2 separate regions of the Homo sapiens genome follow, and region 1 is linked to region 2. A link is a loop called in an ENCODE intact Hi-C map of the cell type or tissue named here. Cell type or tissue: HepG2. All regions are shown on one strand. Links, peaks and the distances in the headings refer to the core of each region. The heading gives the core; the rest is flanking DNA.

The links. Hi-C counts contacts between places; a loop is a spot of excess contacts. Peaks named below come from ENCODE experiments on the same cell type or tissue, not always from the same donor. Only the 100,000 strongest peaks of a DNase experiment are listed, where the experiment ranks them.
Region 1: it touches region 2 in a loop (2.1-fold over the local background); 2 of 110 quality-filtered maps call a loop at or near these places.

The regions. Positions count from the first base shown.
Region 1 is chr15:36,927,766-36,939,637 of GRCh38, forward strand. All of the region lies in intron 9 of MEIS2 (Meis homeobox 2), which reads right to left. Among named protein-coding and RNA genes, the nearest start is that of MIR8063, 39 kb to the right of the region's middle. In HepG2, for the core only: no CTCF peak of the experiment used is centred there; no DNase peak of the experiment used is centred there.
Region 2 is chr15:37,035,144-37,047,015 of GRCh38, forward strand. It overlaps MEIS2 (Meis homeobox 2), which reads right to left. Exons shown (of 12, transcript NM_170675.5): 8 at 1,671-1,816. Among named protein-coding and RNA genes, the nearest start is that of MEIS2, 59 kb to the right of the region's middle. RefSeq lists enhancers at 10,258-10,852, 10,853-11,445. In HepG2, for the core only: no CTCF peak of the experiment used is centred there; a DNase peak (open chromatin) is centred at 5,418.

The DNA of each region.
Region 1 (11,872 bases), core at 2,306-10,305, 110 kb before region 2:
GTCTGTTCCCTTCTCTACATGTGTTAGGATGTCCACAATAAGTCATTTTCTCTGTATTTAGAAGCCTGTAATAGATCCTGTCAGCTGTTTGTACCTCAATGGTACACATTATAAAACTCAGGTATTTAAATTTAAATATTTGATAAATAACATAAATAAACAAATGCTTAGAGGAAGGAAAAAATACTGCTGAAAAAAATATTTACAGCCGGCCAAGATTTCTGGTTTTCATGACCATTTTGCTGTGACATAAACCACCATCATTTAGAAGCCATGAAGTGCTCAAATTACCAGAGGCATTTGTCTTTATTTTCAGAATGCCTCTGTGAAAATACTCCAGCATCAAAAGCATTAAAAATCTTATGAAAAACAAAAACGTTGCATAATAGTAAGATGAACTATTTGCAGAAAGGGAGTATGAAATTCCTGAAATTCACTTTCTGTGCTATCTGTTAAATAATGCTATTTATTAATCTCCTACCATATGCAGAAAAATGTACAGGGTTTTTCCAGGAATAGACGGAGAACAGAAAATGTGACATAACAACAATTAAAACAACAACAGTAACAAGAGTTACTTTTTGGAGCTCCTACCAACTGTCATACAGTTCTCACAGTAATATTCTGAATCAAAATCATTATCCCAGTTTGATGGATGAGGAAGCTGAGGGACCAAGTTCAGGTCCAAACCGATAGTTAATAGTGAGGCCAGATGCAAACTCACATCCTTTATGTTCCAAAATCTCTCCTTTCTACTGTATCCTACTGCCTCTTCATAAGAAGTGATTTAAGAAAAAGTACCAAATACTACCTGTGTGTGTATGCAAACTATTCTTCTAAGTAATGTCAGAGAGTTTATGTACCCTCTGTTACCTAATCTTGTATATAAGTGGAGATTTAAAAAGATGTGACCCATATTTGAGAAGAGTCTTCTGAGGAACAATTAGATAACATAGAAGAGTACTTAGATATTTTTTAAAGAATGGTATGATTAGAACACAGTCAATATTGTTTTTCTTGGCTTAGTTAGAACCAATTGAAAATAGTATCTTCTATCTTCCCCTGTGGGCCAATTCCTTCATTCTGGATGGCTGAGGACTGCACCATTAACCCTCATACGCTCTTGGAAAATGAGTGGCACTGCTTATAAAAAAAGATCAAAAAAAGAAAGAAGGGAAAGAAAGAAAAGCAAAATAAAATAACTCACAGTTCATGTCTAAATGATCATAGATTATTCCATTATAAACATTTTAAATAAAAACAAACAATAACTAATTATATAACTCTTCTGTCTTCCTCAATAGACTGGAAACTCCATGAGGGCAGGGTTGCAACTCTGGTTTGCTGATGTCTCTCTAGCGCTTAGCATTATAAATATTTGCAGACATATTACCAATCAAATATTCATATCAATATAAGAAATCTCTCAACTTAAAGACATGTTACTTACATGTGTCTCATTCTTTTCAACAGCTGAATTTCACTGTAGTGAGTCAGTAAGATGAAGGAAGAAGTGGAGGAACCAGAAAGGAAAGAGCTCCCTTCCAAAGACCAATAAATATCAGCTCTGGCCAAGGCAGTCTGCTCTGACCTGTGGGTATGGAGTATAAACTTCCTTGTGCATGCAACTATTTTTCTCATTTTAGATTTTATTTTCTCCCCCAACTGTATGGAGTTTCCCTACATTTTGAGATGAAATTTGTACGAGAGTATTGTGTAGGCTTTTGTGGGCATGTTTGGGCCTCTGCATATAACTATAACATTAAACTTCAGGGAGAATACACTCCAAGTTCTAAACAACTGATGTAATAGTTTTGTACTTGTGTCATTTACATTTGATTCTGAACTGGAAGCACCATGAAGGCAGAGGGTCCGCTTTGTCCCACTTCTGAATAGACCTCACCTAGCACAGCTCCTGGCACCATGGCAGGTATTTATGCAATGGTAGATGCTTAAGGAACATTAGTGGGCAGACTGAATATGTGGTTTTGAAGGAGGCAGCAAACCTATTTCTCCAATTATACTTGATGTGGGCTAATATTAGGATTGGTTTGGATTTTCTAAACATACAGAGATTGATGACAGAGGTGACAACTCAGCAGAAAATATCGGTTGTCAAGAAGAAATCAGTTGAGGATTAAAAGTTATCCACAGAGGCCCGGTGTGGTGGCTCACACCTGTAATGCCAGCACTTTGGGAGGCCAAGGTGGGTGGATCAGCTGAGGTCAGGAGTTCGAGACCAGCCTGGCCAACATGGTGAAACCCCATCTCTACTAAAAATACAAAAATTAGCCGACTGCCATGGTGGGCACCTGTAATCCCAGCTACTTGGGAGGTTGAGGCAGGAGAATTGTTTGAACCCAGGAGACAGAGGTTACAGTGAGGTGAGATCGTACCACTGTACTCCAGCCTGGGTGACAGAGTGAGACTCAGTCTTAAAAAAAAAAAAAAAAAAGAGAGAGAGAGAGAAAAAAAAAGTTATCCACAGAGAATAAACCACAGAGATATGTAGAGCTGATTGCACAAGGAATGGTTATATAAAACATTAAGGGTCACCCAGAAATAAAAAGGAGCTGCCAAAGTACCACCAAAGAACTCCCAGTAATACCAGGAGAGGTCACTGAGGCTGGCAAGGGTCACTAAGCCATGGGTAAAGGCACAACCAAAGGCTCTTCCTTTATGCACTTAAAGCTGTAAGTTACGCTGACAAGGTGCAAACATATAGGTTTAAAGACCCTCGATGAGCGATATGCATTATCGCTCATTCCTCATTCCCATGTCCTCGGCGTCTAGGTTTTTAATTTATTTTGTTGTTTTGTTTCTGAGGTTATGTTTAGCACATTTAAAAGTAGCCCATTAAAAGAATTTCCAACTTGTTTCTGAAGTCATAAGCAAAAAAAATGACGAAAGCTTTGCCAAAATACCAAGGTTGTTAAAGAAGAGGAAAGATACAAGACTGGGACACTAACTTTAAATGTAAACATATACTGTTCATGTATGCTCATCATATATACGCACATCTTTCTATAAGTACAAACATGAGTTATTTTATCTATCACATTATATAGCAGGTGAAATACAAAAGTGAAATTAGACCTCTCTTTGTGGGTTTGATATTGTTTTTAATTACCCAGTTTCCACCACTCTGAAATAAACCACGTAGTTCGAAAGTTGCCTGAGTTACCTGCCTGGCAATGGTAGGCATCAAAATTGCAGTGAGTAAGTGGTTTCCTTCACACTCCCAAGTTTCCACATTTTTTTCTGTATTGGTTCAGCCCATTCCTAATGTCTATGTTTGAAAACATTCCTAGAAAATTTCCTTTCACTAGTTTTGATAGATTCCCTGACTTCATTCCAATAAAGAAAATATAACTCATCTTAAAGTAATTGTCGTGAAGGACAGTCAAATGATTAAAATTTGTCATCAGCCAAGAGAGGAGAGAAGAAAAAAGCCTATAGCAGCAAACTCAGTATATCATGGGGGAAGACAAACAAACAGTTAACATATTGAAAATAAATGCTGTTTTGTACAGAATAGCACAACCTTGATGGGTGTACTACTGTATCTGAGGCTGACATTACTTCAAGACAACAGAGTAAAGAATTTTTGCTACCAAGGCGTTTCTTTCACTTAAAATTCAAATCAGAATACAGCTTTTGTGTTGTAACTTTTAAAATATGGAATGGAATGAAGCAGAAGTTTGTTCAAAATAACACCAGCATAATCTTAATGGCATACAACAAAATTGAAACAACGTTGATGCTTGCTTTTTAGAAGCCACAAAGCACTTCTATTTTGTAAGGCCCTGTGACATTGTTGCACATTTGAAACAACAATGGCAATTAGGGAAGTGCCCCGGAAACCAGAAAAATGCATATGGGGTTGGGCCTATGCATCACAGAACAGAATCAATCTTCCTAATTAACGACAAATTAGCAATCCCAAAATGAGTGGGATCAACCTGTCTCCACTGGCCAAGAATCATGCTAAGTATAGAGCTTTCTCTAAGTGCCTCTAAATTACATTTACACCCATATAAAGTAACATTCTTTTAATCTAATACTACATTAGTGTCGCTATTCTTAAAGTTATTACACCGTTTAAAATTTCTATAGATAGGCGGACAGATAAACAAATTAATAGACAGATATGCAGATAATCAGACATTTCACAAAGAGGGACGCTAAGGTGGTGACAAATCACTGAAAGGCAGTGCACAAAATCCCTATTAGCATGAAGCTCACCAAGGAAGAAAAGTTTATGTGTAATAGTGATATTCTTTAAGATCTAATGGCTGTTTAGACATATACTATATTTTTTTTAACATACAGAGATAAACGTTAGGAAAAAAGTCACCATTTAGAGGAGAATAATTATAACCAAAGCAGACTTAATCGCTAATGACTGAAATAGCATTTTGCTAAAATTGATGTGCTGTTGGGTGGTGCCATTCAATATCCATGTGTTAAACATTGATAAGAGATGCCGAGTTGCATGACTCTGAAGGTGCTGATCACAGCGTTGTCTGTGCATATGATGCGCCCTGGAATTGTGCAGTGTACAGAGTGCTCAGGCCTCTATAGTGGCCCTGGCTGTACCATACAGAACAAACCAAAAGGTATTGCTCATAATTTTATGAATTTAAAATCTAATAAAGTGAGAACCATCTGTTGCCATTTTAAAAATTCAATTAATTTAAATTTCATCCACCAAGAAAATGAGGAATAGTGATTATGGTCTTTTTTTAAGATTAGTTAACATATTTCCACCAAACTTATTAGAATAGGAAGTTTCTTTGTTGTTGTTGCTGGCTTTTGTTCATTTGTTTTTGGATTTAATTGTTAGAGGGTCCATTGAAGGGCCCTAAGATTGTGGGCAAAACTGTATGTGTGCATGTGTGTGTGCACGTGTGTGTCTGTCTGTCTTCTGTCTGTCTATATGTACATATTCCTCTGGGGATATGTGGGTTTCATTACATTGTCAGAGAAGTCCATGACCCAGCAAAGGTTCAGAACTAGTATATTACAGCCTATTGTTAAATGAGGAAAAGCTTTGAGTGGTATGTTGAAGGTGGCTCCGAGTAGCCAAAAAGTGATGGACAAAGGAATTCATAGCCTCTTGCTAGAAAGAGATTATTCAAAATTTGGAAAAATTTGCTCTTCCAAAGATCAGACCTTGACTGAGGGCCCAAGTGAGTAAACAAATGAGAACTCTGAAATCTCTCCAGGGTAGCCCATTAGTTTGACATGAAACACACGCTATGTTTGGGCCCCCTTCTCTCAGCACCCACAGTGGACAATTTTAGAACAGACTTTAGGGTCTGATCTGAGAGGGGCGGGATAGTCTGTTGTACTCCAGAGTGAGTCTCAAAGCTGTAATCCTGCTGGGCATTTCCAGTCTGTGCTGCTAGTGAAAATTAGGTGGCTAGGCTCACTTTTGAACTCACTCTTGAACAAGTAGGAACACTATCTCAGCATCAGAGCAGTGCGGCTTTCTATAGGGTCTGTGGTCTAAGAAAAAAGCCCTAAAAATTAGAGGGTCTTCCCAAGGCCACTATTCACAAAGACTGGATATGTGTATACATACATACCCATACACATATATGTATAGTTGCCTGAGAATCTAGTCACTGAGGAAGGACATCTCCATCTACATCATGGAATTTTAATCTCCTCCATCAAGTCATTTTGCATTTTTACATAACCTGCATGGTTTAGAGACCATTGAGAAATTGATACCTCAGAAAGAGATAATCCTTTTTAATGAATCCCAGACTCTAGTGCCAAGTATTCTTCTTCCCATTTGTTTAGCATTTATGTGTATGTGTGTGTGTGTGGTGGGGGTGGGCGGGGGGCGGAAATTTGGAGACACAGATTTTTAACTTATTCAGAAGGGATTAACAGTGAAATCGTACTACCTGTTTCACATTTTGACTTGTGAATTGAGTATCCTAACGCTTTTTGTTTGACTCTATTTATATGACTTTCCAAAAGCCCCTGAGAAAACCACTTCAATTTATGCATTGGTTTACTTCTCTGTACAGAAGAGTAAGTAACTCATAAGGGTGTTAGGAAACTAAGTCTTGTTGGTAAAGTGCTCTTCTAATTGGTGCGATACAAGTGGTGATTATTATTAAATGGTTGTCACTGTCACCTCTGCCTGAAGCCACCCCTATCTTTAACATTTCTTTTATTTTTCAAACTTCCTCTTTTCAACATTAATAAAATATTTGTCAGCTATGCATATCACATAAATGCATTAGGGCATAAAAGCTAACATTTTCTTTTAATTTTAACAATGTGCATACTATTGGTAACGAATATTGAAAGAAATACAATGCGTAAGTAGATTTTACACCACATTAGAGTTGTCCAATTTCTCATGTTTAAAATTTTTCTGCATGACTAGAGCCAGGAAGAAATACATGCCAGCATAATTATATGAACAGTTGAAATTTAAACATATTGAAAAGGAGAGGAGAACATATCCACCCATTTGTGTTTTTTTTTTTCCTCCGTAACAATTCCAAAGATGAGTAATTTCTTTTCATAGAGTCAGGCTGAAGGCACAAAGCTTTAACATTCAAAGGAGGGAGGTAGGGGGAAAAGAAGCTTTTTTAAGTACTGTGCAAATCAATACACAAAAAATTCTCAAGATGATAGTTTAATTAAAACGTGCACAAGGCAATTCATCAGCCTCTTCCCTTGGTGTACTAGCCTCTAGAATTTGCCTTCTGCTTTCTGATCCCTGATGGTTTTAACTTGAAGGCATTTAAAATACCGTTCAACGGGCACCTTTCCACTTATCTTACATTCCTTGTTTTTCTTTATAAACAAGTAATTGTACTGGCTTTGTGATGTTTGTTATGCTTCATGCTTTTTCATCTCCTGTATGAGCTTTGCCTAGCATGAAATGCTGTCATGCAGTGAAATTTACCTGAGAGCTAAAGGGAGAAAGAAAAATCTTCCAAGTGTATGTGGTTACAAGTTCATAGCCAGCTAAATCACTGGCAATTTTATGCTACCAGTTATTTCAATTTAGATGTTTGTAAAAGTACATCTAAAAATAAAATAACCACTCCCATAGTCATCAAAATGAAAAATCTGCTTGGATTAGAATACATTGTAAGTTGTTTTAAACTACCATGTGGGAATGTTAATATTATTCAATTCCTATTATATAGTGTTCTAGGGATACCTTGGCAGAGACATAAAGCTACTGAACTCTTGGCTCCTTAATAGTTTGACTCCCATTGTAATTGCTTTGTTCACTCGCTGCCCTGGGTCTTCATAATTGGTTAGAGTCCAAGGTCACAGATTCAGTATGGTAGTGGGAGCCACTTAGCTGGTTGTTAAGTTTCCAATGGTAGCTTGTTTTCAGTTAGTATTATCTTTTTTCCAGATTGAGAAATTCTTTTTTCTTTTTTTTTTTTTTTTTAGCGGAGGAGAAATTCTTCTTTTCATTAAATAATCTAGGTATGTGCCTATGATGTTTTTGTTCAGCCTCCCTCCCCAACTTCTGCATACAGCAATTTTTAAGCCAAAAGCCATCCAGTAATATATTCAGCCCAAACCCAAACTAAATTTTTTGAAGACTTGTTGAGGTTCCTTAAATGTTGCATTTTTTTTTAATTACAAATATCCATTTGGATGGACTGTAAATATTTCATTTAATAAAATTTGTTTAAAACATCTCAATTCAGTGTCTTAGTTATTAATTTTTCAAAACATTCATGAACACAAAAATCTAATAATAATCAGGAAAGAGAGAGCTTTAACTTTTCTTAAAACCAAGGTTACAACAGCAATATAAAGTTACGTAGAAAAGAAGCTCATCATATGATCATACTGCATCCTTTAATGTATTATTTTTTTCTTTCTGAGATAATTTAACAATTGAAATGAAAAAACTTTGGAGGCAGTGTGTGGTGTATTAGAAATGACTCTGGATCTGGGGCCTTGATCTGTTTGACTATGGCTTTATCTCTAATGCCCTCAGAAAATCATTTTCCCCCTCTGTATCTCAGTTTTTTTTTTTAAATAAAATTAGAGTTTTAGGTTCAATTATCTAAAATATCTTTCCCACTTATAATTTATTTTATTTACATTAGCCAATATTTAGCTCAGTTAAGAGCTTCACTTTATAAGCAACTATTCAGAATTGACAGGAATATTATTTTACATTATGAATTCCCCATTACCTGCAAATAAAGCATTAGTACCATTGAACAGTTTTTGCTGCTCAGATAAGACCCTTTAGGGCATCTTTTAATACAGACATCAAATATTTTACTTGCTCTGTCTGCATTTATTCGATAAGTATTAGGTGAGTTTCCTACTATGTACCAGGCACTATGGCAGGCACCCAGGATCTTGGATGGCAAATCGACCACAGTTTCTGCCTGCAAGGAGTGGGAGGTGCATTTTCTTTCTTTTTTTTTTTTTTTGAGATAGAGAATTGCTCTGTCGCCCAGGCTGGAGTGCAGTGGTGCGATCTCGGCTCACTGCAAGCTCCGCCTCCCGGGGTTCACGCCTTTCTCCTGCCTCAGCCTCCCGAGTAGCTGGGACTACAGGTGCCTGTCACCACGCCCAGCTAATTTTTGGTATTTTTAGTAGAGATGGGGTTTCACCATGGTAGCCAGGATGGTCTCGATCTCCTGAGGGAGGTGCATTTTCTTAATGGAGCAAAACTTTTCTTCAGTTAGTTTGACAGTTTCTATAAAGTTGATGGTAAACAACCATTTCTCCTTTCCTGAGCACAGGCTTGTCCAAAAGTGAGTGCAATTGAGTTTTGGTAGAGGAATGTGTTCCTGAGAACCATGTGAAAGATGTATTATAAAATGTAGTTCTACTGTAATTATGAACTGACTATATTTGATATTGTATTCAATGCACTTCTTTAAATAAAGATTTAAGAGTCACAAAATAACATATTCTCATAAAATGACTCAACCTGTTATACTATTCCTTTTTATTATGAATGCCCAGTTTTCTGAGGAAATTGTACAATTTTCATGTATTTCTCCAAATATAGTCAGGACTGGATGGATAACAAGGATGATTCATTCATTGCATTCAAGGGGAAAAGATAACTGTTTTCAGAAGAATTTCAAACTCATTAAAAAGCATTTGTTTGAGATCCAAGGGTTCCTCTGTATTAGTGTTAACCAATGAGAAGACCTGACAAGGAATATGCTTATTTTTGAAAGACTTCTTGATACAGATGAACTTTGGCAATAACAATATGTCAACACAAACGGTGAACAAGCAACCCATGAAAGAGGCCCTTAGGAAATAGATTGTTTAGTGAGTGGGTGAAGGAAAGACTGATTAAACTGTGTTTTGAGGTGGGATATGATATTGGAGGTACACCACAAATGTCCCACTGATTTATATATTTAAATAGCAAAGGTATAGTGACTTGCAGATTCTCAAATTTGTCCCTCCCTTGTTGTTTGGTCAGGAATTAACAAAATAGACAGTCCTCAAAATATCAACGTCTAGAGTCACTCTAGACAACCTTGACAAATGAAGGTGACTGGGTGAAGAAATCATTTGGTCTGATCATCTCAATAATTCCAAATTCAATAGCTTTTTGTGAAACGCTACATGTAACTTTGACCTGGTATGTGAGTTTGTTTGCTCTTCTGAATAGGGGTATCTACCTTGCAAGAAGGGATTTAAGAAACAGCTTATCAAAATACCAGGATAAGGCACTGTGCACAGTTTCTACATAAAAGCTAAATAAGATATACTTTTTATAAGATGGTATTTCATTTTTCACTACTGCTGCCTTTTAAAAATTTATAAATTGCTATGAAAGTGACAAGCCAAAATTGTATGAATGGTCACTGTTGAAGCAAATTACTTTAGAGTGGAACTCACCCACAGCAAAATGTCTATGCTTTCCACAGCCAGATCAACAACATACTATTAGGAAGATTTTTGTTGTTGTTGTTTTGCTGTGGACCTGTTAGGGATCAGGATGCTACAAAGAGAAACAAACAAACAAAAAAAAACCATGATGTAATTCCACACTCTTAAAAGACTTTTTACCCTCACAACTATGGAAAATTGGGGGTTGTCTATTTGAGTCAAAATTTTTATGACACAAAAAGTTTACTCATTTATTATCCTATGTAAACTTGCAAGAGGAAAGGCAGGCTTCTTACTTTGCCTACTATTCCATTTTTATGAAGAATTTTGTGCTTTAAATAGATGTCAAACTTTTTTTTTCTCCAACCCTAGTTGGTCTTTCCACAGTTGGAGATTTTAAACGATGTTTGAAATTTGGTTCTATATAGCTTTCTGCCTTAGGAAGGTCCTCTATGCCTAGATATGGTATGTCCTTTTCAGGGACCCTCTAAATCAAAGTGTGGCTTTGCCCCTGCGACCCAAGCTCCTCCAAGCACCCGCTGTCACCAAAGCCTCCTCTCTTTTTCTGGATGAGCTCATCTGCTCCCAGGACTGCAATAACATCTATACCCTCAGACCTACCTTTCCCTCCCCTTGTGCGGTCCCACAGTGCTTCCTGTTATTCTGACCTCTTTCCCTACAGGGCTCATCTTTATTTTATGCTACCTATTGTGAAAACAAAATCATCTTCCCAGAGAAACCATCAGGCCCCACTCAGATCTGCTGTCATTGTGGAAAGAATCCCCAAGCCCCTGCTCCCAGGGGCCAGAGCCCAGAGTTGTAGCTCCTTTTTCTATTTTCGTCCCATGCTGAATTAGCCACCAAAACCTGCCACAGTTATAACAATAGAGATAAAATCGGTTTCTTTTTCTTCATTTTAATAGCTAAATCTCTGATTCAGGTTCTGTGTAAGTCACCTATCATCTACCACGACTGGCCTCTGCATCTCTTGTTCTAATCAATTCAAAATACAATGGTTAAAATCGTTTTTCCTCTCACTTGCTTTGGCTAGACTTTTATTTTCAGTTCACAGGCTTAGAATCATAAAATATTAGAATTTTAAAGATAGAAAGGACCTTAAAAATCACCCAGTCCCCATTCTCTTATGGACGAGGGAATAGACACTGAGAAAGGCTAAACTGACCAAGATCACACAAGTTGTTTGAGCTGGAATTAGACCCAAGCTGCTGATGTCCAGCCCGTTCTCTTTCACGCACCACACTGCATCGTCTTTTGTCAAACACTGAACCTTCCTCCATGCTGTCCCCGCTGCAGCTCTGTGGACAGGGGTGTCAGCCTTTCTCACTGGACCTCGTGCACTTGCAAATGTCTTTCTCTCATCAGGCAGAGCTGGTTCCTCCCAGACTCCTTTACTCAATTTCCCTACTTCCATGGTCTCTCGTACTATTTCCATATGACTACTAAAACAGTTCTTCCTGATTCAAAACTAACTTCCAATCTAATCTCCTCCAAGAAAATGCATGCTAATAGCTACCCTCTCACCTCAATAACTGGCTTTCATGCATGTTTACTTCTCCAGCCCACTCTCTAGCTTATTTGAATTCAACCCAACGAAAAGTTATGCATACCTACTAAGAGTTATACACTGCGGTTCTGAATAATCCCTTTGTCACATAAAAGGCAGAAAAAAAATCCCAAAGCAATCTGGCAATTATTTCAGATGGTCAACTAGTTTGGAAACAGAGCCAAAGGTCAGGGCTGTCACTCATAAAACACAACCTACTTTTATTCTGGTGTGATGTCTAGGAGAACCATTTTCTCTTTGGATCCATTTTGCTGTCTTTGCAAGTGTTGCTATTGGGCTATGGAAGAGTTTCTAGGAAGGTCTAGCAATAGAGGTCCTTATTTTTTTTTTTTAATTTGTTAATGATTTACTGGTGTTATTGGGAAAATCATACCATCTCCATGATGTGCCAATTTTCTCAAGAAATTGTAC
Region 2 (11,872 bases), core at 2,037-10,036:
GGCCTGTCATCCGCAGCTACACTGCCGTTCTTAGTTGCTACTCTAACCAAACAAACCTTCATTTAAAAATGAGAAACCCCTCCCCTCACAGTCACTCGACTTCCAAATTAAAAACATTTTACAGGTTAGTAAATCTCCAGCTGAGGTGATGTAGCAAAGAACAGCTGTGAAGTAATTTTGATAATGATGAGAATAATAACCACATGGCAAGGTTCAGGGCTTTGCTGTTGCAGCTTCAGTGCTCCTGAATAGATAAAAGTGATTAAATACTCCTGATTATCCCTGACCAATATGTAATGGATTTACAGCCCTTTCAATTAGTCAGTATTTGCTTAGGACTCATTATTTTGTCTTTGGTTAAGTAATCAGTCCAGAGACCGCATGTTCTGTCTAATTCCTCTGAGCCGAGTCAGTGCAGGGCCCTGACCTTTGAAATGGCCATAGCTGCAAGGCAAGAATAACCACTACCACAGCTGCCTCATTGGTTCTCCCAGCTAATCCTGACACCACAGGCCAGATCGATACACCTTAGTTTGCTACTAATGTCCTTACATCAAAATGGCCGATTTAGGAATGTGAATCTATCACTTTTCCCTCCCCACCACTGCTCCACCCCTTGCCCTTTGTAGCTCTGCAAGAAGAGCCCATCAGCAGCCACCACCATAAATAAAAGTGGAACCTTGTCCTGGACCCATGACACTGTAACTAATGTCATTCAGCATGGCAACACACAAGTTGGATAATCAAAGAAGACCTTCAGCTTTCAATGTGCTACTCTATTTTTAAGTATTAGCCTAAATAGAATGGCCTGAAAACAATATTATAGCAAGAAGCAACCTCTGAAATTTTTACTGGTTTCCCAGAATTTCCAAATGAACAGTAAAATATAAGCATGCCTAGTTTATCTGTAAAAATATATTGTAATTTTTTTGTCATAAGAGTCTTAGAGTCAACAGTATGTATCCACACATACAAGGATTGCAAACAGGAAGATAAAGATAAATTGTTACTTTTAAAATGTCTCACATAGTAAAACCGTTTCCAGAAGTGAACATGGTTAGCTTTTAAGATAATGGACTTGAGCAGCTAAAAAAAGAATCTTTAATGTCCACCTTGCAAACAAAGGCATTACAGCACCTATAACCCTTCTGAATTTGTCATATAAATACATGACATATTTGTAAACTGCTTCAGCAATTAAAGCTGCACCTGATATTGTGAGCTTGGACATGCATGTGGCAAGGTGCTTTTTTTTTTTTTTTTTTGGCCTCCTAGAGGAGACAGCTTTCGTTAACAGTGTAATCAGCAACGTTTATGGATTTGTGAGCTCCTTACAGCCATTTCCCTTGGTTGCTGTTGCAGTATCCGAAGTTGCTCTCATACTTTTAGCATAAATAACAAATTTACTTATATATGCTGTTTAGGGTCTTAGATCATTTTAAATAAAGTCCATTCCCAGCTTCTTAAAACAAAAACCTGCTACTTTCTAGAGGGTGCTCTTTGGATGGTAATAGTTGATGAAAAAAAAAACTTTAACTAGTCTGTTAGTCATCAGATTTCAAGAATAAGAAAATAGGCACCTTAGTTTAAAAAAAAATCAGTATGAGACCGTATAACTTGCTAGCAAAACAACAAAAACTATTTTTTTTTTCTCTTTCATCTTGACTTACTGTGAGATGCTGGAAGAGCCATGCTCTCATGATATTTGTTGCTACTTTGGGGAAAATGCCTCTTTTCTTCTGGCGTTTTTTGTCCTTATCCGGATCATCATCGTCACCTGTACCAGGTGAAGCTACACTGTTGTCTAAACCATCCCCTAGTAGAAAGAAATAAAAATACATTAGAGAAAACATCGCAAGGTGCCAACAACAAGTGCAGCTAATGATGAGCTCAGCTAAGCTTGTTGAAAGAAATCCATTAAGCGAGTATATTCTCTTTCATTAAAGTATAATTGGAGACACAAATATGTAAAAGACAAAATTAAACCAGGCCTCTTCAAATGTTAATTTTGTGTGTCTCACACTTGCCCATATCATTAATTCAATTATAACTGTGCACTTGACACAGTGCAGTAGCTCTTTGTCAATTATGGAATCCAATGTGGGAAAACCGCCATCAGAAAACCTATTCAGTGGAAACGCATCCCCATGCCCAGAGTGAACACATACTGTAGGGTAATCAAGTTAAATGTTCTGTAGTCTATATATTCTAGGCTGCCTGCATAGGTGACAGTAACTGTGTCACTGTTCGTTGCACATAACGCACTGCCTGCTCAGCCCCTCCTAGAGCTGTCACCTCCTAAGCACGCACATTCGCACACTTCTCATATGACCCTGCACTCGGCATTTGCATGACATGAAAACTTTTAGCTCTCTGCACCACTGATCATTATCATGAAAAAAAAAAAGATACACATCAAGGTAGGGTGCTCACTTAATCAGAAGTTTCTATCAACATCTTTCTCTTCTGTGCTTTTCTCTGGCATTAATTGTGCATTAGCAAAAATCATTTACTTTTAACAGTCATAGTTATTTTTTCTTGCCCTCTGGCAAAAATGCCTTGAAAGCCTGCCTGGAGGGCATCTAAATTATGTATCTGAAAAACTCTTCTGGCAAGGCATTGCAGGACCCCTACTTTCTTAAAATTCATACGAGCACGTCTTCCTGTTTTTGGGAAGGCATCAATCAAGAGCAGCAATATATGCCATATCCCTACATTAATATTTGAACTAATAACTTTAAAAAAAGGAAAGAAACAAGATCCGACTTGTGGCATAATCAAATGCAAAATAAATGAAGAATACGGGGACAGCACTGGGGCTTTATAGATGGCTGTGTTTTCCTTGCACATCATTAGCCTGGAGCCACACGAAAGAGGAAAACAGAGAAGTGGAGAGTTTATGCTCCCTGCTGGTGTTTAAGAAGCCAGGGTCCTGGAAGGACATCTGGGAATTGCACTGAGATGGGGGTTTTTGTAATTTAAGAATAGACATTCATTAGCAGTAAATGCCATAAATCCCATGCTAAGTAAAAACCTTGTCCAAGAAAGCCTAAAACAATAAACTCTGTGCTCAATGTAGCCTGAGCTGGATGCTCTGTAGCTTTCTGAGGAATACTAGAGATCCATCAGCTCATTCCCAGACCTGCTCCCTCCTCTCGGACTATGCTACAGCACAGCCATCCTGCCCACTGGGCCACTTGCCTTCTAACTTCTGGGTCTGCTCTGTGGGCTTCCCTGTACCTGTTCTTTTCCTTTCTTGCCAAAAAACCCTCAACTTTCTTTGACTAGAGAAGCAGAAAAGCCACAGCAAAGAGCTGGCAGATTAATTTTATTGACATTTCCATTTTCACTGCAATGCGATACCCTCCATCACATGGAAGAGATGACCCTCACTATTTACAGACTGACAGGCCACTTCATTACAACCACCCTGCCCCAAGGCAAAGCAGCTCCCTTCCATCTGCCCAAACACTAGAGCATGACCCCGAAGTTGCTGTTCTCTTTTTCTTTGCCTTCTGTTATGATAAGAAAAAAGGGACCCCATATAGTCAAAGACCGAATCAGTATACAGTGAAACAAAAGGCATTTGACTCTTTCAATACTGGATAATATACAGTCTAGTTTTCATCTGTCACCCTCCCTGCACACCCATGTACACCGGAGTGTCGCCTGGACAAGGAGACACACACACATACACGCACACCCAAGCTCGTGCAGGGACACGTGCACACGCTTTCCACCATGCCAAGGAACTGCTGCAAGGCAAATTCTCACCCACACTAATGGCTTCTGACTGCTCCTTGGCAACCCTAGCATTTTAACCTGGGTGGATGTGCTCTCCAAAATACAGACACTGGAGCGATCTCATCAGCTGTTCATGTGACACAGATGGAGAGTGGCTATTAGGAGCCAGGCAGTGGGCCTTGGGGATCTGAGGTGCTGTTCTGTAGCCTGAGGCAATTTTGAAAAGCAGTACCCGGAGATGAGGAAAAAAAATCCACACTGCAAGTGCAAGTTTGAAGTCAGTCAGTCTGTCTGTCTACCTACCATGGATAAAGATATCTTTGTGTGTAATATGAAATCTATGTAGGCTATCTGAATGTACATTTCAGATAATGTATGTATGGAATAACTCTTCCTTCAGTGTCTTCCAAATATAAAAACACACTCTGTAAACAATGCCTGTGTGTATATATTTCTTTCTAAGCACATATGGTTTCTGTGTATATGTTTAAGCTGAAATTGTCAGGATTTTGTTAAAATCTCATTTAGCTTTTTTTGATAGATTTTTGAATGCACTTATTTTAAAAGGTTAATGGCTTAATTGAAGGAAGTTCAATGAAAAAAGTCATTTGCCTTTTTAACCCAATCAATGACCTTAAAAATGAGAGACAGCATTTCCACAGTGCATCTTTTCTTTCTTAAAAGCAAAGAGGGCTGGTAACACCTTCGAACTTTATGATTCACTATATTTAGTGCAAGAAAAAATATAGCTAGATTGAGCATCCTTTGATGACTGACTTAAACTGGAGAAGACAGGAGCATCACATAAATTTTAATATAAAGCAACCCGTTGTATATAAATGTAAAATATTTGAATTTAGATCCAGTGTAACAAATAATTATAAACAATAATGTGTCTAGTTTTGTATTAATGACTACATACTAGACACAAAATTTTAAACTAATATATGTTTATACCTCTATAAAAAGAGGAATTTTCCTCTCCCAAACACAACAATAAATACAATTGTTTTTTCCTCCAATGGACTGTGGACCAAATCCAGCACAGAGAACTAACAACAGCATAACGAAAATTTTTGAAAGACAACTGCGTGAACTGCAACCTAAAATAAAATTTTGCAGCTGATGCTAGAGTTAGTAACTCAACATGGATATTGGTGTTTTTTTTTTTTTGTTTTAAGGCTGTGTATGTGTGTGTGTGTGTGTGTGGTTGTGTGTATAAGATAGTTGGCAATCCTTGGCACATGTGCCAAATGAGTTTATGTGCTGAAAAAGGTATGTATACCAGCACAAATGCACGTGCCAAATGAGGTAAGGAGATAGCATCTGAAGTTAGGATTCAAAATTGTGGAATCCTTGCGGGCAGTTAACTGTTTCTTGCTTATCTTTTGATTATGAGAAGATACCTCCATGCCTGACTCAGAACACATAACCAGTGATTGTTGGTTGGGTGAGTAAATGACTGAACTTATCAATGAGCTTATGCAAGGGCCCTCCCCACTTTTTGCCAACCCCCACGGTGGGGCAACTGCACACACTATATACCTAAAGGGTGAAGGTCTTGTTCCTCTGGAACAGCTGAGTGGGTTACGTATGTGCACACAGTAACTTCTAAACATGCCAGGAACAGAGCTTCTTTGAAGAGCTGAGTACCCACAGGGCTTTTTTGCAGAGCTAAACCAAAGGCCATTCCATCAGCATTGCCACCTCTGATGATGAAAGGCTATATAAAGAAATACTGGGCATGCTTCTTTTGAAAGGTTGCTAATCCCTTGACCAAGGGCATAGTCTAAGTTTTGGGTAAACATACTCAAAATAAATGTGCATTAGTGAAACATATTGTGTGTGACCATGGAAAGGAAGACTCAAGGCCTGTGGACAGATAAATCGGAAGTGGATTAAATGATCAGAGGAGATTGTTAAAAACACAGGTCCCCAGGCCTCATCCCAGACCTACTGATTCAAAATGTCCTAGGGCGGGAAAAAGGAATTTGTAATTTCAACAATTCCTTGGGTTTGCTTATGCAATCAGAGTATCACTGATGCTTTAACTGGCTTTGGGAAGCCACTGACTAGATTATCTAAATTGAAATGAGATGCAGCCTCAGGAACAGGTAGGTAATTAAAATCCTACTTTACTCCCATGAATGAGGTTAGCAGCCACAGTGAGTAACTGCAATCTGGCCTGGGCCTTATTCACTGTGGGAAAGCCATGGTGTTCTAAATCCCCATCCTAGTCTTCTGGTAGTAAGGGTTAAACAGAAAGAAAGAAGCTATAGAACATTGGCTCTGTGCATTGGCACTAGCTAAAAAATTGTGAGAAATGCAAATTCTCAGTCTTAGCTGAGACCTACTGAATCTGAAACTCTAGGTGTGGGGCCCTGTTAATCATCCCTGCAGGTGGGTCTGATGCCCACTCTAGCTCGAGAACCACTGCCATAAAGCACAGAGAACATCCCCTTGGTTTGCTGTCCTCCTTTGTTGCTGTCTGAAGGCCTGAATCTAATCCCTGGGTCCTCCTTCTGTCTTAAGACTCTGAAGCATTTTGAGAGCATCTCTAGCTGGATTTACACCTATGCTCTCAAGGAAGTCACGCATGCTTTCCTTAGCTGAGCAGATTATGCTCAGAACACAACATTGCTCTGGTAGGTAGCTCCAGCATACACCTACTTAAAAGAGCAATAATGAGAGTGTCTAACTGCAGGAAGCTAAATCCTGGGATACCATCGGCATCTGGGTGTAGGCAAATATCCATATCCATAGTTGTGTATCCACTGAATCAAGGAAGGACGTCGGCACACTATGAGAGGATCCTCAGATGATTGATTCTAAATTCTAGTTCTAGAATTGATTCTAAATTCTAAGTTCTAGACCAGGCTTAATAGTTAAATATGTTCATACAAAATATATGTGCACCTGGGATTACAAAAAGATTTAAAAAAAGCTTAAAAAAAAGAAAAGAAAATTCTCATTCATAAAATTCATGGTCATAAAAACTACCTAGGCAGGCTTGGCATGGTGGCTCATGCCTGTAATCCCAGCACTTTGAGAGGCCTGTTTGGGAGGATTGCTAGAGCTTGGGAGTTTGAGACCAACCTGGGCAACATAGTGAGACCCTCTCTCTACAAAAAATTAGCCAGGCATGGTGGTGAGCACCGCAGATTGAGGTGGGAGGATGGCTTGATCCCAAGAGTTCGAGGCTGCAGTGGGCAGTGATTGCACCACTGCACTCTCGCCTGGGCAGCGGAGTAAGACCCTATCTCAAAAAGAAAGGAAAAAGTCAACCATCCAGGCAAAAAGATTCATCTTTTGGCATATTGCTTTATTCCATTTAGCCAAAAATCTTTATTTTGAATATCAAGCACATGATTTGGAATGAAAAAATGATAAAAGCAGTGATGATGTGCTATGATGAGTCTGATACCACAGGGATGTGGCCTTCTTTCTCCTTGTCTTATCAGAAAAACATTGCAACAACCAAGACAGTCCTAGTCCAACTTCTTCTACTTACCCCATCCCTGCCAAAACTGACATTTACCATTGAGGAAACTGAAGCCAGGAGATTAAATCCTTGCCCAAGATGCCACAGCTACACATGGTCAAGGATAAATTGGAGTCCAGGCATGGCAACTTCAAGTCAGTGCTACCACCACTGGTATTCTCACATTAACACTGTAAATTATCTTTTACTTTTCAAAGCATCACCTTGTCTGAACACTGTTATCAATGGCAGATCCAAACAATGCTTGATTCTATAGGAAAAGGTCTAAGCACAGAGAACAGATTAGTTCTGGGACCCTGGGGTTGGGACTGAGCTAGACCTGGTCCAAGTTGGCTTCAAATAGAAATGTGCTAACTCTTCTCCAGAAGTCAGCCAGTTCCTGCAAGAGCTTTAATTATATTTGAGACTCAGAATTTTCATAACTGGTTTAACACAGTCCAAGTGAAGACTCTGACATGGAGAGCACCGGACTGACCCTCAGAGTCCAGAGATGCTACCAATATTTGAGCCTACTGTCCATGAAGTAGGATCTCATGGGCTTTGATGTCATCACTGTGCAGTACTATTAAAAACTTCATAGAACTGTGATTACAACGATATATTCACATCCTTTAAAGTCACTTTTTAAATAATAGAATAATGCTTCTGCGACATTTGGCACACTGTCAAACAAACACCTAAAACTGACCTCTCAGCCATGTCTCTTCAGAGAAATAAGACAAATTAATATGTATTTGGTTAACAGTACTGGTACTTCTTTTAGGGAACTTGTGGTACATTATTTAATTCTCATTTCTCCCTAGTTCTAGACCAGGTTTAATAGTTAAATATGTTCATACAAAATATATGTCAAGGAAATAAAGAATGATAGCTCATCTGGAGGAACAAGACTTTTTTTCTGTCTCTTTTTGTAGCAATAAAAATTTACCATATTCATTAACATTTTCATTTTGCACAATGTAAGTTCACTAATTTTATATATACACAAACATAGGTAGACAGATATCAATATTGATATCTTCCAGACAACCCATTTCCAGGAAGTAGGTATACTTATGAATATAAAGATACTTATATGTGTTATATGCTATTTTAAACCTAAATTTATGTAAATTAAATTGTCACTATTTAAAATACTTCAATTTGTGCACAATTATTGAAATATATTTGTAGATGAACTTAATGTTTTTGCCTATAGTCGGATACATATATACATTTACATATGCAAATTTCTATAGTTCGTAGGTGTTTTCAGTAACCAGTTCTCTATCTCTAGAACACCGTCCCCTCCTTTTTTTTTTTTTTTTTTTTTTGAGATGGAGTCCTACTAGCTCTGTTGCCGGGCTGGAGTGCAGTGGCGCAACCTTGGCTCACCGCAACCTCCACCTCCCTGGTTCAAGCGATTCTCCTGCTTCAGCCTCCCGAGTAGCTAGGATTACAGGCGCGTGCCACCACGCCCAGTTAATTTTTGTATTTTTAGTAGAGACGGGGTTTCACCATGTTGGCCAGGATGGTCTGGATGTCTTGACCTCATGATCTGCCCACCTCGGCCTCCCAAAGTGCTGTGATTACAGGCGTGAGCCACTGTGCCTGGCCCGTCTCTTCTTTATCCACACTGTTGTCACTTTCATTATGATCATTACCACAAGTAACTTCCATTGGGCACTTGCGATGTTCCAATCCTTATTTAATCTTCACAACAAATGAATAAAACCATCTCCATTCTACAGATAAGAAAACTGAGACTCAAAGAAATTAGATGACTTGTCAAAGGCCACACAGAAAGTGTCCTCCAAAGCCCATGCTCACCTCCTCTATTCCTTTCCTCAAGCTGCTGGGAGAAGAAGATGTGAAGGGTGAAGCTAAATTCTGGATTTGCCCTCTCTGCTAAAGAAATAAATGCCAAAAGAGAGGCCCTGTATGTTCACATTTATGTCCTAGAGAGACACGGGATGACAGTACACTTAAAATTAAATATGAACCGAGAAACAAGCATCTCATAATTTTTGCACAGATGAGTGTATCCAATATGAGCCTACCCTTTATCTACAGGCTTATGATTATTTCCTGTGGATCTAAAGCTCAAATTAAATATGATTTTGAAGCAGAAACATCTGCTGAATTTTAAAGACTTTTCTGAGCCAAGGGATCTTTCAAGATTCCATACCTTTAATCCTTCCTGTTGGCCTTGAATGCCCTTTCTCTTCATTTTTCTTTCCTCCTTTCCCATTCTTCTTTACTAGCAAACTCCTATTGAACCTTTAAAACTTAGTGAAAAAGGAATCTCCTTCATAAAGCTTTCCCCGGCTCCCATTAACAGAGCTAGTGTGCTATGCTCTCTACTTCTTCAACAGTTTGTTCTTACCTCTGTTATTTACTTTTCTTCTTGCAATTTATCTGTTTACTAGTTTGTCTGTGAGCTTTTGCTAGTTTGTCTGTCTGTGAGCTTTTGCGTTTCTGATTCCCAAGCCCTGAGAAAGAGTAAACACTCAAATGTTAGTGAAATGTACAGTTTGATATCAAGAGCCTCTAGATATATTAATTAGAACCTGATGAGAACAAATCTGCTTTGAAGAAAGCGCCCAGGAAAGAGATTCCCTGGCTTCTAGTAGTCACCAAGCCTTAGGTTCCCTCCCTCCACTCTCCCTGCCCTATCGGCACTAGGTTATCACCCACCCAGTGTTTCACTGTGTGCATATATGCAGAGATGATGTGAGACACATGTCATACACTGCTTATAGAAATGGTGCCCTCCACCTCAACTCTGCCCTATTCCAACAGGGAAGAGAGAGTGCTAGGAGAGAGGGAACTGCCCACTGCCCAGCTTGTTTGGGTTATTCAGAAACATTACAGTTAAAAATGAAGTATAATGTAGTAATGGAACTGCAACACACGGTATTTTATGGACTAATTTTCCGTCATCACTTCTTTATGCCCTTTTCCTCTTAAATATAGTACTTTGAAAACAGGATTACAACACACTAAGAGCCAAAAGGTATTTTCTTTCAGCGGTTGTCAGGGACTACCTTCCAGGAGTTTAATTTAGGGCACCCCACTGAGAAACCTGCATCAGGATTTCAAATGAGATTAAAAAAAAGAAGAAGAAGAAGAAGAAGCTTTTGCTTAATTCTGCTTTAGAATACAGCCTTGCAAAACTTGCTTTCCAAAAACCATCAGCAAAGTAAATTTTTTCCTACATGCAATTTACCTTTTTTTCACATCAGATCAGTTGAGGGGAGGGGGCTGTAGACCCAGAAACACGGGGAGGATGAGGGGCCAGCAGTGAGACCTGCTAATTACTGATCTCTTTTACTCTCCTGCTGTGCTTAACTGTCCGGACATGTTAAAGTGAAATTTTTCTGTGATTTTTCAAGTGATTAGTTCATGGCCCGCTAGCATGGAGGGAAGCAGAAGAGATGAAATGCTTTCGTTTACATGCAACATTTACTAACTGTGAGGGTTTTCCGACATTAAAGAGAGGACAGTGACCCAGGCCACCTTTTTCACACTCAAAAGGGCACTGAAAAAACAAGTCTTCATCGGCTTACCTCAGGCTTCCCTGGTCCTGAACACCCTCCCCCCGGGGTATGAGCAGAAAGGGAAAAAAAGAGGGGATTTTATGCTCCTTTCTCTTCAACTTTTCAGGCGGTATAAGCAGCATTTAGCAAATTCAGCCTCAAATGGCTCCAAATGCTCGGAGCTGCAGGGGCTCATTCTTTGTTATCCTCCCTCTATTTACACAGGATTTACGCAGGCTCTCCACTGAAGAGACCGAAAGCACTTCCATTCTCACTGGCTTGGCCAGCCCAGACTGTGGCTGCTGCAGCTCCACGCTGGCCTGTGATGGGAGATTTCTACAACCTGGAGAAGGCAACAAACTGCTCACTAACTCAGTGATCCCGAGACAACCTGGCTGGTACAGGCAGCTGCAAAGCAGACAGGCCTGCAGAGATGAGCTAACCTTCCAGAAGAGAAAGGAAAACCCAGCCAAGGCTGTGCAAATGTGCGTCCAGAGACAAATAACATGCACTTTAAAATATGCATCTATATGATATAATGGAAAGTGGTGGGTGAAAAAAAAAATTCAGACTGCAGCTTGGATGAAAACCACTTCACCCACTGGTTGGAAAAATAAAGTGTAAAAACAGACAGATGGACACATATGTAAATGTGGCTGTGTTTTAGGCTTTAGCTGGCAATGTGAGTGTCGTAGTATAGTTTTGCACGCCTGTATTTTCCATATCATGTTGAATCCTGTTAACTGTTGAACAGAAACATCCTCATACTGGTCCTTGACCAAATCAGTCCCCTCAATTTACCCGTTAGGAACCATAAAATGGCTTTGTTTATTGACTGGAACAGTCTAATCCTTTATAGCAGAAGAGAATGAAAGCTTCCAACACTTTTAGCCTATTCTTCACTAAATGTGGTTATTCTCGTTTAAAAAATATATATATATATATATATTTAATTCATTGTCATTTGAAATATATATATATATTGCTTACCAATTTTAAAATATTTAAGAAAGGATCTCTGTTCTCCTAAGTCTCCCATTGAATTCTCTAAAGGATACTGACTGACCCTAGTAGAAAAGTACATTCCTCTGCCATTATAATTCAGCAG